Regions from separate parts of the Homo sapiens genome. Here all the other regions are linked to region 3. The links are chromatin contacts, found by Hi-C or POLR2A ChIA-PET in ENCODE. All regions are on one chromosome and are shown on one strand. The core of a region is the stretch at or near the end of the contact, and the rest is flanking DNA. Distances in the headings are between cores, read along the strand shown. Region 1 holds the start of RBMS2 (RNA binding motif single stranded interacting protein 2). Region 2 holds the start of ATP5F1B (ATP synthase F1 subunit beta). Region 3 holds the start of NABP2 (nucleic acid binding protein 2).

Region 1 (2,983 bases), core at 131-2,630, 300 kb before region 3:
CCCTCTACCCATATTTCTTCAGGATATAAACAAAATGAGTACCACACAGACTAAGCCCATAAATCAACATTAAGTGTTTTGGGTCTAAACATTTACCCACTGCATTGATCAGACACTTGTGTTTAAATCCACCTCTAATGGTCTCATTAGGTACATGAGAAAGCAGCAGGAATCGTTCCTCACCCTCCAACATTCCATTAGATGAGCAAAAGATTCCCTAAATGTCTATGTCACATTTTTTCTTCAAAGAACAGCTACAACACAAAGAGAGGGTAAAGAGTCTTCTTCCTGCTACAGCATGAAATTCCTCCTAATCAGTATGCTGTGCGCCCTGAAATGCCAGAAACTGCCAAATATATTCCTTGTCAAATATGGACAAGATTGTCCATCTCTCCCCATGTGCCCAAGGACAGCACAATTCTCTGGCAGCCATGGGTTAATCATAAAGACTCCTAGGATCACTGCAAAGTCTGGCTATCTGCAGAGGTCCAAGTATCAGTTCAAATACAAGATCCAAAGTATCACAGCGCTCTGTGCCTTAATCCCAAGGTGCGATGTCTCTCAAGACTCCTTCTCTATAGGCTGGGTGGGGTAGGATCTGTAGTCTAGAAGAGTATACCCAGCTCTTGATAAACTGTTGTGGTTTCTCTGACTATCTATGATTTCAGCTATCTAATACTACTGGTGGTATGGGTAGGAGGGAAGGTTGGGGAGAGAATGGAAACAGTTAATCAAAAAATAAAATAATCTTGTGGGGTGGGGTGGACTGGGGGACAGGGTCTGAAATGACATATTATCCTTGTGGAGATTGATACATCAGCAGGAAGTCAAACTAACTTCATTTCATAAGGATACAAACTTGCAAGCTTGATTTGTTTTTAATTCCCCTGTCTTTTCAGGCCTCGCAGAGACTGAAAGTTCCCTGAACTCCAGAACCAGTTGAGGAAAGATGCAGAAAGCAGTAGTGGAAAAGGGAGAAGCGCGGTGAGGAATTAGGAATCTTGAGAGAGGAAGCCCCTTCCCCTCTTTAAAAAGAATGTAAAAACCAAGGGCATTGCAAGATCCCCAGAAAAAGAAGTAGCTAGATACCAAAAAAGCGCTTTTCCCTACCTTCTTGTTGTTTCTATTGTAGCCAAAAGTCGAAATCCCGGGCCTGGAAGTCACGGATAGCAGCATTTTCTCTTTAATGTTAGGGAACGAGCGAGAGAGAGAGAGAGAGAGAAAGGGAGGGGGTAAGAAAGACGGGGAGGGAGGGAGGAGGGGAGCGAGGGAAAGGGGGAGAGGGAGGGAGGAAAAAAGGGAGGGGGAGGAGAAAGGAGGAGAAAAGGAGCAGGAGGAGAGAGATGAAGGGGGGCTGCGGGCAGAGAATGAGCTCGGGCTGCTCCTTTACGTCACTGAGAGAAGTTAACAGAGTCTGAATGAGGCAGAGGCACTTCCACTGGGTCCTAATGCCCAAGATGTTTTTTTTTGTTTGTTTTTCATAGTCTCAGGAGTTAAAGCTAGAAAGAAGAGTTCTTAGGTCTAACCCCTTTCAAATTTATCCCCTTTCCTCTATGAACAAGTTCCGATTCTCATATAAAGACAATGAGGGCTTTATTTCCACCCTTAGATCTCAGCTATAAGATTTCAAGCTTGATTTTAAAGGGGCTCCTGAGACATTGCCTTGGAGAACACGCAAAAAAAAAAAAAAAAAAAAACAGAGTTAGAGTGTGTGAGATAAGCTCAGGGCTTCCCCTACTTTACACTTACAGTGATTTTTTTTTTTTTTTTTTGAGACAGAGTTTTAGTCTGTCACCCAGGCTGAAGTGCAGTGGTGCAATCCCGGATCCGGCTCACTGCAACCTCCACCTTCCGCAATTCTCCTGCCTCAGCCTCTCGAGTAGCTGGGATTACAGGTGACCACCACCACACCCAGCTGATTTTTGTATTTTTTAGTAGGGACGGGGTTTCGCCATCTTGGCCAGGCTGGTCTCGAACTCCTGACCTCAAGTGATCCACCCACTCAACCTCCCAAAGTGCTGGGATTACAGGCATGAGCCACCACCCCTGGCCCATTTATAGTGATCTTAATGTACAAAGGAACAAACAGAGGAACACACCAAAGAGCAGAGCTAAGCAAAACAGAGTATGGGGTATAACTAGTTTCAGATCCTTAGATGTGTTTCTCTTGGGTCATACCAATGGGCTGATGCCCCTCACTCCTATTTCAGATTCTCCGAGGAATGAGTTCATACTTAAGAAGGAATTATCAGACTGGACTATATCATGAAACTTGGTGCCTTGTTATTTCTCTAACAATTGCAGGCTATCTTATTTAACACTTTACCCTGCTATTTCCTCATCTTTAAGATCCATGAAACTGAAACAATTACAGTAACTCACCAAACCTGGAGTTTATGTCTAAATTGAAGTCTACAGTTGGGATGTCTGCTTTGAGTTGTCTTTGAGCTGTTTAAAAAAAAAAAATACTTAAGAAGCATATGCTTCAACAGAATAAAAACACAAAATTCTTAGGAAGGAATACAAATTTCAGAGTCAAGAACCTAATAGAGTTGCAACACTTACCTCTACTAGTTTCCAAAGAATGTCTTTGTAGGCGTAACCTTAACAAGAAAGGAAACCAAAAACTTAAGAATGATATCCAGTAACCCCTACCAATCCAAGTGCAATAGGGATGTTAAATGAAAGCCTTCAAATCCCTTCATAAGGCCACCTTGCTGCCATCCTAAGTAGTTTCTTGAGATATAAATTAACCCTGTCTGTTTTGTGACAACAAATATTAAGCCCAAACCCTCCCTCAAATGAAGTTCTGGTCTCTATTCTAGTTTCCGTGTCACTTTTTTGCTATGATAATGGAACAGACAGTATTAGTATTCTGCAGAGTAAATATACATACCCTACCCCCAATCTCTAACTTTCATTTCCAATAGGACAGGAAGTGCCTGCTCAGCTCAGGGGACACAGGAAGGGTGGGAGAGCCTCA
Region 2 (2,852 bases), core at 82-2,581, 420 kb before region 3:
CCTCATGATCTGCCCACCTCGGCCTCCCAGAGTGCTGGGATTACAGGCGTGAGCCACCGTGCCCAGCCTATTTTATTTTATATATTTATTTTATTTTTTTAGAGAGTCTCACTCTGTCGCCCAAGCTGGAGTGCAGTGGCGCTATCTCGGCTCACTGCAAGCTCCGCCTCTCGGATTTACGCCATTCTCCTGCCTCAGCCTCCCAAGTAGCTGGGACTACAGGCGCCCGCCACCACGCCCGGCTAATTTTTTGTATTGTTAGTAGAGACCGGGTTTCACTGTGTTAGTCAGGATGGTCTCGATCTCCTGACCTCGTGATCCGCCCGCCTTGGCCTCCCATAGTGCTGGGATTACAGGCGTGAGCCACCGCGCCCAGCTAATTTTTGTATTTTTAGTAGAGACGGGGTTTCACCATGTTAGCTAGGCTGGTCTCGAACTCCTGACCTCAGGTGATCCACCTGCCTCGGCCTCCGAAAGTACTGGGATTACAGGCGTGAGCCACCGCTCCCAGCCTACCCTAAGAATTTCTATTCACATTTCATAGCTGAGGTCTCTCAGCTTCCTTCAAGGTGGACAATTCTGTATCTCTAGGTGACCCAATTTTATCCCCTCGTCTTTCGTGCACCCAGTTTATGCTAACCAGGAACCATCACATTATTGCATTGTTTGTTCACCTGGACCTTAAAAGGAAGGTTCTTAGTCTTATTTATCTTATTATTGAGTCTCCTCAATGCCCTGCTAAAGTACTGGTTACATTAGTTTATTTCATTTTAATAGGTTTAAATGATAAAGATCCTGTCTAGGTTGCTAATCTGTGCAATCGCCTGGGAGCTTGCAATCTCACTACTTCGAGAGAAAAACCTTATTTTGGCTCTAAAGAGGGCTCCTGACTTCGCCACGCTCACCTTCAGTGGTGCTTCACCGCACTACCACTTCCCTAACCACCGCCCCTATGGCTGTCACCTAGATCAAGGACCTATCTAAGGAGAAAGCCCAAGGACAGGCAAAGACAGGCCACGCACTTTCAACAGGAACTCGGCCCCTTTCCTAAACGTAGTTCCTCTGATTACCCTGTCCAACGGACGTCGCTATGATCCAATTAAGTTTTGAGGCTCAGAGTGACGCCCTCTAACCTCACACTGTCCAATAAAAAAAGGAGTTTCAGATTAGCACCAGTTTTGACCAATGGATGAGAAGATCAGCGTGTATTAACCTGTAGAAGCAGCACAGAGAATGATGAGCAGCCAGTTCACCCAATGGACCTGCCTACTGCAGCGTAGGCCTCGCCTCAACGGCAGGAGAGCAGGCGGCTGCGGTTGCTGCAGCCTTCAGTCTCCACCCGGACTACGCCATGTTGGGGTTTGTGGGTCGGGTGGCCGCTGCTCCGGCCTCCGGGGCCTTGCGGAGACTCACCCCTTCAGCGTCGCTGCCCCCAGCTCAGCTCTTACTGCGGGCCGCTCCGACGGCGGTCCATCCTGGTAAGTGCTTTTCTCTAGGAGCTAACGTTCCATTTTGCCGCCCCATGACCTTGAGCCGGGGAACGATGGTAGCTCGGGCCTAAGGGATCCGTGGTGTTAAAAGGATGCCTGGAGCCGCGTCTTGCTCTCTAATGGCTGGAGAACAAGAATGGGACACCCATAGGAGGTTTCTTCGACCCAGCTCTGTCCCATTTTGTATAAAGTCCTTTGTGTGACGGAAAAGGTGCGGGCAGGTGCGTTGACCTTCCGGTTGAATAGGGGTACTGAACTCTCGAAAAATGGGGTCTTGTGCATGCGGATGGGAAGGCTGTGCAGGCGCTTTATCGATCGCTGCGCGGCCTTCCCTCTTGGACACGCGTTCCGTACAAGCGGAAAGAGGCCTGACTTCGGCTGAGTTTTCCTCTCCTTGTGTGTTAAGTCCTGGCTTCCGATGACCTTTAACTGGCCTGACCCCAGCTCCTTCCAATATCTTTTGTCTGTTAGTCAGGGACTATGCGGCGCAAACATCTCCTTCGCCAAAAGCAGGCGCCGCCACCGGGCGCATCGTGGCGGTCATTGGCGCAGTGGTGGACGTCCAGTTTGATGAGGGACTACCACCAATTCTAAATGCCCTGGAAGTGCAAGGCAGGGAGACCAGACTGGTTTTGGAGGTGGCCCAGCATTTGGGTAAGTAGAGTTTGTTAGGAATAGTAAAGACCTTGTGTAGCCCAAATATCCCCAAAACCAAGCTGTCTGCCTTCTATGATGATTTTATCAAAATGACTTTCGTTCTTCTGAGTTTGCTGAAGCCACATTTAGGTACTGAGAAGGAGTCTTGGTCGATTTAGGTCTTGATACCAATTTATCCTTATGTATAACCCTGCGATGCCTGTATCTAACAGGTGAGAGCACAGTAAGGACTATTGCTATGGATGGTACAGAAGGCTTGGTTAGAGGCCAGAAAGTACTGGATTCTGGTGCACCAATCAAAATTCCTGTTGGTCCTGAGACTTTGGGCAGAATCATGAATGTCATTGGAGAACCTATTGATGAAAGAGGTCCCATCAAAACCAAACAGTAAGTTGCTCTTATTGCATCTATGCACAAAGGAACTTCTGTTATTTGCAGTTTTACACATTAAGGTGACATGTTCTCCTAAAGCAGAATTTTTCTTCTGATACGTTCGATTATTAAAATCACACAGTGCAGTTTCACCTGAAGAAATTAGGATGCAGAATTTCTGATTGACAAAAGCCTACTACTTGAGGTTTTTTTTTTTGAGAGGGAGTTTCGCTCTCGACTCACTGCAACCTCCACCTCCTGGGTTCAAGTGATTCTCCTGTCTCAGCCTCCTGAGTAGCTGGGATTACAGGTGCATGCCATCATGCCCGGCTA
Region 3 (3,010 bases), core at 230-2,729:
AAACAAACAAACAAACAAACAGAAAAAGTCCAGAAATGAGGCTTGGACTGCACACCCTATGCTGCCTCCTTGCAAACCCCTTTGCCCTGGTGCTTCTTCATCCCAATCCCCAAGACAGCACTTACTCTCCAATCTTCTGCAGATCACCCCCACGGCCAGTATATAGTGTCAGACAACCTTTGAAAACTGAAGCGTACCTATGGGAGGCAAAAAAAGCAAAATTCAGTACTCAGAAGTGTTATAGGGACTGTTAACCCCACTCTTGATTGTTGTTGCCTTTGGAAGGCCAGAAGTCACCAGCTGACTTACCCTTTGGTGAGCCGGATAATGTCCCCAGGCTGGATCAGATTGCCAACATCGTCCCAGACAGAGATATTGATGCTGCCTGTTTTGTCCGCCACTTTGCAGGTCCGAACCTCATGCCCGTCCTTTGTCTTGGTCACTCGGCCTGAACGGAACAGATAAATCGAGGTGGGAGGATGGTCAAATAAATGGAGTGGTATCTCTCAGAAGGATGAGATGTGGATATTGGTGGAATGAGGGAAAAGGTGTACAAACAGGGGAAAGCCCAAATCCCTGGGGCATAAAGGGTTGGGATTGTGGAAGGGGTGGTGGAGGGTGGAGGTGGGAGTTCAGGGGCCAGCACCATGGAGAGGGCCCTGAGTGGAAAGAGGCCCGCGTCGCACAGGAGGTCTAGATCTGGCAAGAGTTCTATCTACCCTATACCTGACTGCAACTTTCTGTCCCAGGGTCGAAGAGATTGGGAGTGAGGAGTGTCTTGCAGCTTGCCTTGCCATCCCCATAGCAAGTTAAGAACGCAGACAGCGTTCTTCCCCTCCTGCCCCCGACCCCCATCCCGCGAACCCGCCACCCCAGTATAGACACCTGTCTCCAGCACAATGAAGATAAGGTTCAGATTCTTGAGCCCAGGCTTGATATCCTTCACAAAGGTCTCCGTCGTCATGCTGCCTGAGCCTCGGCACCCCACTGGATGGGGAATAGAGGATGAAGGCTCAATGCTTGGATCCTTTGCCCCCATGCTCCACTTCCCAAGGCCTACCTACCCCATTAGGCTGGGGTCAGGCAGCCTCAACCCCTCTAACCCTTCTAAAAGATTAAAAAAGAACATCCCCGGAGGCCTCCAACTTCAGGATCAGAATTTGGGGGTCTCTGGACAGGCTGCTTTGGGGCTGGAAGGCCCCCTGCCGGGATGCTCTTTTAGTCTCAAGCCGCGAAGTGGCGGAGCCGACGTAGACAGGGGTAGGGAACCCGGTGCACAGCCAGGGAGTAGAATCTTACTGGCCAGATCTTCCGGAACCCTCATCCCGACAAGCCGGGACTCGGTCCATCCCCTCCCCTACCCGCAGCCCACCACCCACCCAAGCCAGCCGGCAGGACTGTGCACGCCGCTGAGCAGCCCGCAGGGGGAGCCACAGGCTCCGCTGCCGCCGGATGCTGCCCCGTGGAACGCGGGAGTGCGGACATTCCCGGAAGTTTCCCCCGGCTGGCCTCCTCCGGCCAATCAGCACCGCCCGGGCGCGCCCTGCGTCCCGCCGCCTGCCCTGCCCAGCCAATCGGGATCAGAGACTCGTGCGCCGCGAAGGGGGCGAATTTCAGGTATTAAAGGAACCTTGGAGATAGTTGGCTCTGTAGGGGGAAAAATCCACCACTAGAAGGCGCACAGGGCCCCCAGTTTTCCTTAACTTGGCTAGGGAGAATGCACTTAGGTTCTAAGACGTTTCTTTCCAAAGAGTGACACAATGGGAAAAGGAGCAAGGGCTTCGGAATCTGGCGGACAAAAGTTTGAATCCTGGCTCAATGCTTCACTTCATTTCTCGACTATTTAAACATATGTAATTCCAATTCCGCAAGGCGCGGTGGCTCACGCCTGTAATCCCAGCACGTAGGGAGGCATAGGCTGGAGGATAGCATGAGTCCAGGAGTTCCAGACCTGCCTGGGCAATATAACGAGACCCCATTCTCCACAAAAAGGGAAAAAAAGACAAAAAATATGTAATTCCATCTTACGAGAAAACGGAAGTTATATTTAAAAAAGTGCCTTGCACACAGTAGGCACACACGGTTTCCTCCCTTTTTATTGCTCTAACCGTTATCTTTGTTCCTGATTTGGGGTTCTCATCTTTAATGCACTACCCAGCTTGGTCAAGGTCTCTGGGAAAAGTGGCATTTACACCAGAGACAAAAGGCAGGCTCACCCTTCTTGGAAGAAATGGAACCTGCGACAAAGAGAGAAACATTGTTAGTCCCTTTTTTTTTTTTTTTTGAAACAGGGTCTCGCTGTGTAACCCAGGCTGGAGTGTAGTGGTGCAATCTTGGCTTACTGCAACCTCCCACCACAGCCTCCGTAGTAGCTGGTACTACAGGTTCGCACTACCACCCTCGGCTAATTTCTGTATTTTTTTTGTAGAGACAGTTTCGCCATGTTTCCCAGGCTGGTCTCGGACTCATGACCTCAAGGGATCCGCCCACCTCGTCCTCCCAAAGTGCTAGGATTACAGGCGTGAGCCGCTGCACCTGGCCATACTACTCTTCCCCGCCCCGCCCCACCGCTCCACCCCGGCAAAGGAGTCTTGCTCTGTCGCCCAGGTTGGAGTGCAGTGGCGCGATCTCGGCTCACTGCAATGCAACCTCTGCCTCCCGGGTTCAAGCGATTCTCCTGTCTCAGCCTCCCGAGTAGCTGGGATTACAGGCGCCCGCCACCACGCCCGGCTACTTTTTTTGTATTTTTAGTAGAGACGGGGTTTCACCACGTTGGCCAGCCTGGGCTCAAACTCCTGACCTCGTGATCCACCAGCCTCGGTCTCCCAAAGTGTTGGGATTAAAGGCATGAACCACCGCGCCCGGCCATACTACTCTTATCTTACTTATCTCAGAGTCCCGCTAGAAGACAGCAGAAAGGAGGCCTGAAACTTTAGTTCCTTTTGGGACCTGTCAAATTGTCCACAAAAGGTAGCTAGCTCTGTATTGTTGTGTATAAACAAATTACATA

What was found. Hi-C counts contacts between places; a loop is a spot of excess contacts on that map. ChIA-PET counts read pairs that join two places held with the same protein, here RNA polymerase II (POLR2A). Pooled maps may share reads with other maps.
Region 1: a loop to region 3 is called in a pooled map, with 2.1 times the contacts of the local background. The contact joins the promoter of RBMS2 here to the promoter of NABP2 in region 3. A Hi-C loop is called at or near these places in 1 of 50 pooled maps. POLR2A ChIA-PET finds 5 or more read pairs at or near these places in 3 of 52 experiments (HEK293, WTC11 and activated T-cell).
Region 2: a loop to region 3 is called in a map of endothelial cell of umbilical vein, with 21 times the contacts of the local background. The contact joins the promoter of ATP5F1B here to the promoter of NABP2 in region 3. A Hi-C loop is called at or near these places in 1 of 168 maps with a recorded cell type or tissue (endothelial cell of umbilical vein), 9 of 37 single-sample maps with no recorded cell type and 16 of 50 pooled maps. POLR2A ChIA-PET finds 5 or more read pairs at or near these places in 7 of 52 experiments (HepG2, MCF 10A, WTC11 and 3 more).

Annotation. Positions count from the first base shown.
Region 1 is chr12:56,520,217-56,523,199 of GRCh38, reverse strand. RBMS2 (RNA binding motif single stranded interacting protein 2) reads right to left here and starts at 1,380. Exons shown (of 14, transcript NM_002898.4): 1 at 1,111-1,380. The coding sequence starts at 1,176. RefSeq lists an enhancer at 202-945.
Region 2 is chr12:56,644,463-56,647,314 of GRCh38, reverse strand. ATP5F1B (ATP synthase F1 subunit beta) reads left to right here and starts at 1,331. Exons shown (of 10, transcript NM_001686.4): 1 at 1,331-1,478; 2 at 1,962-2,144; 3 at 2,360-2,534. The coding sequence starts at 1,352. SNORD59A (small nucleolar RNA, C/D box 59A) reads left to right here and starts at 2,214; the gene lies at 2,214-2,288. RefSeq lists enhancers at 814-1,522, 1,244-1,573, 1,523-2,233.
Region 3 is chr12:56,222,811-56,225,820 of GRCh38, reverse strand. It overlaps NABP2 (nucleic acid binding protein 2), which reads right to left and starts at 1,479. Exons shown (of 7, transcript NM_024068.4): 1 at 1,380-1,479; 2 at 886-987; 3 at 310-448; 4 at 126-197. The coding sequence starts at 964. RefSeq lists a silencer at 1,391-1,630 and enhancers at 2,362-2,656, 2,073-3,006, 3,007-3,010.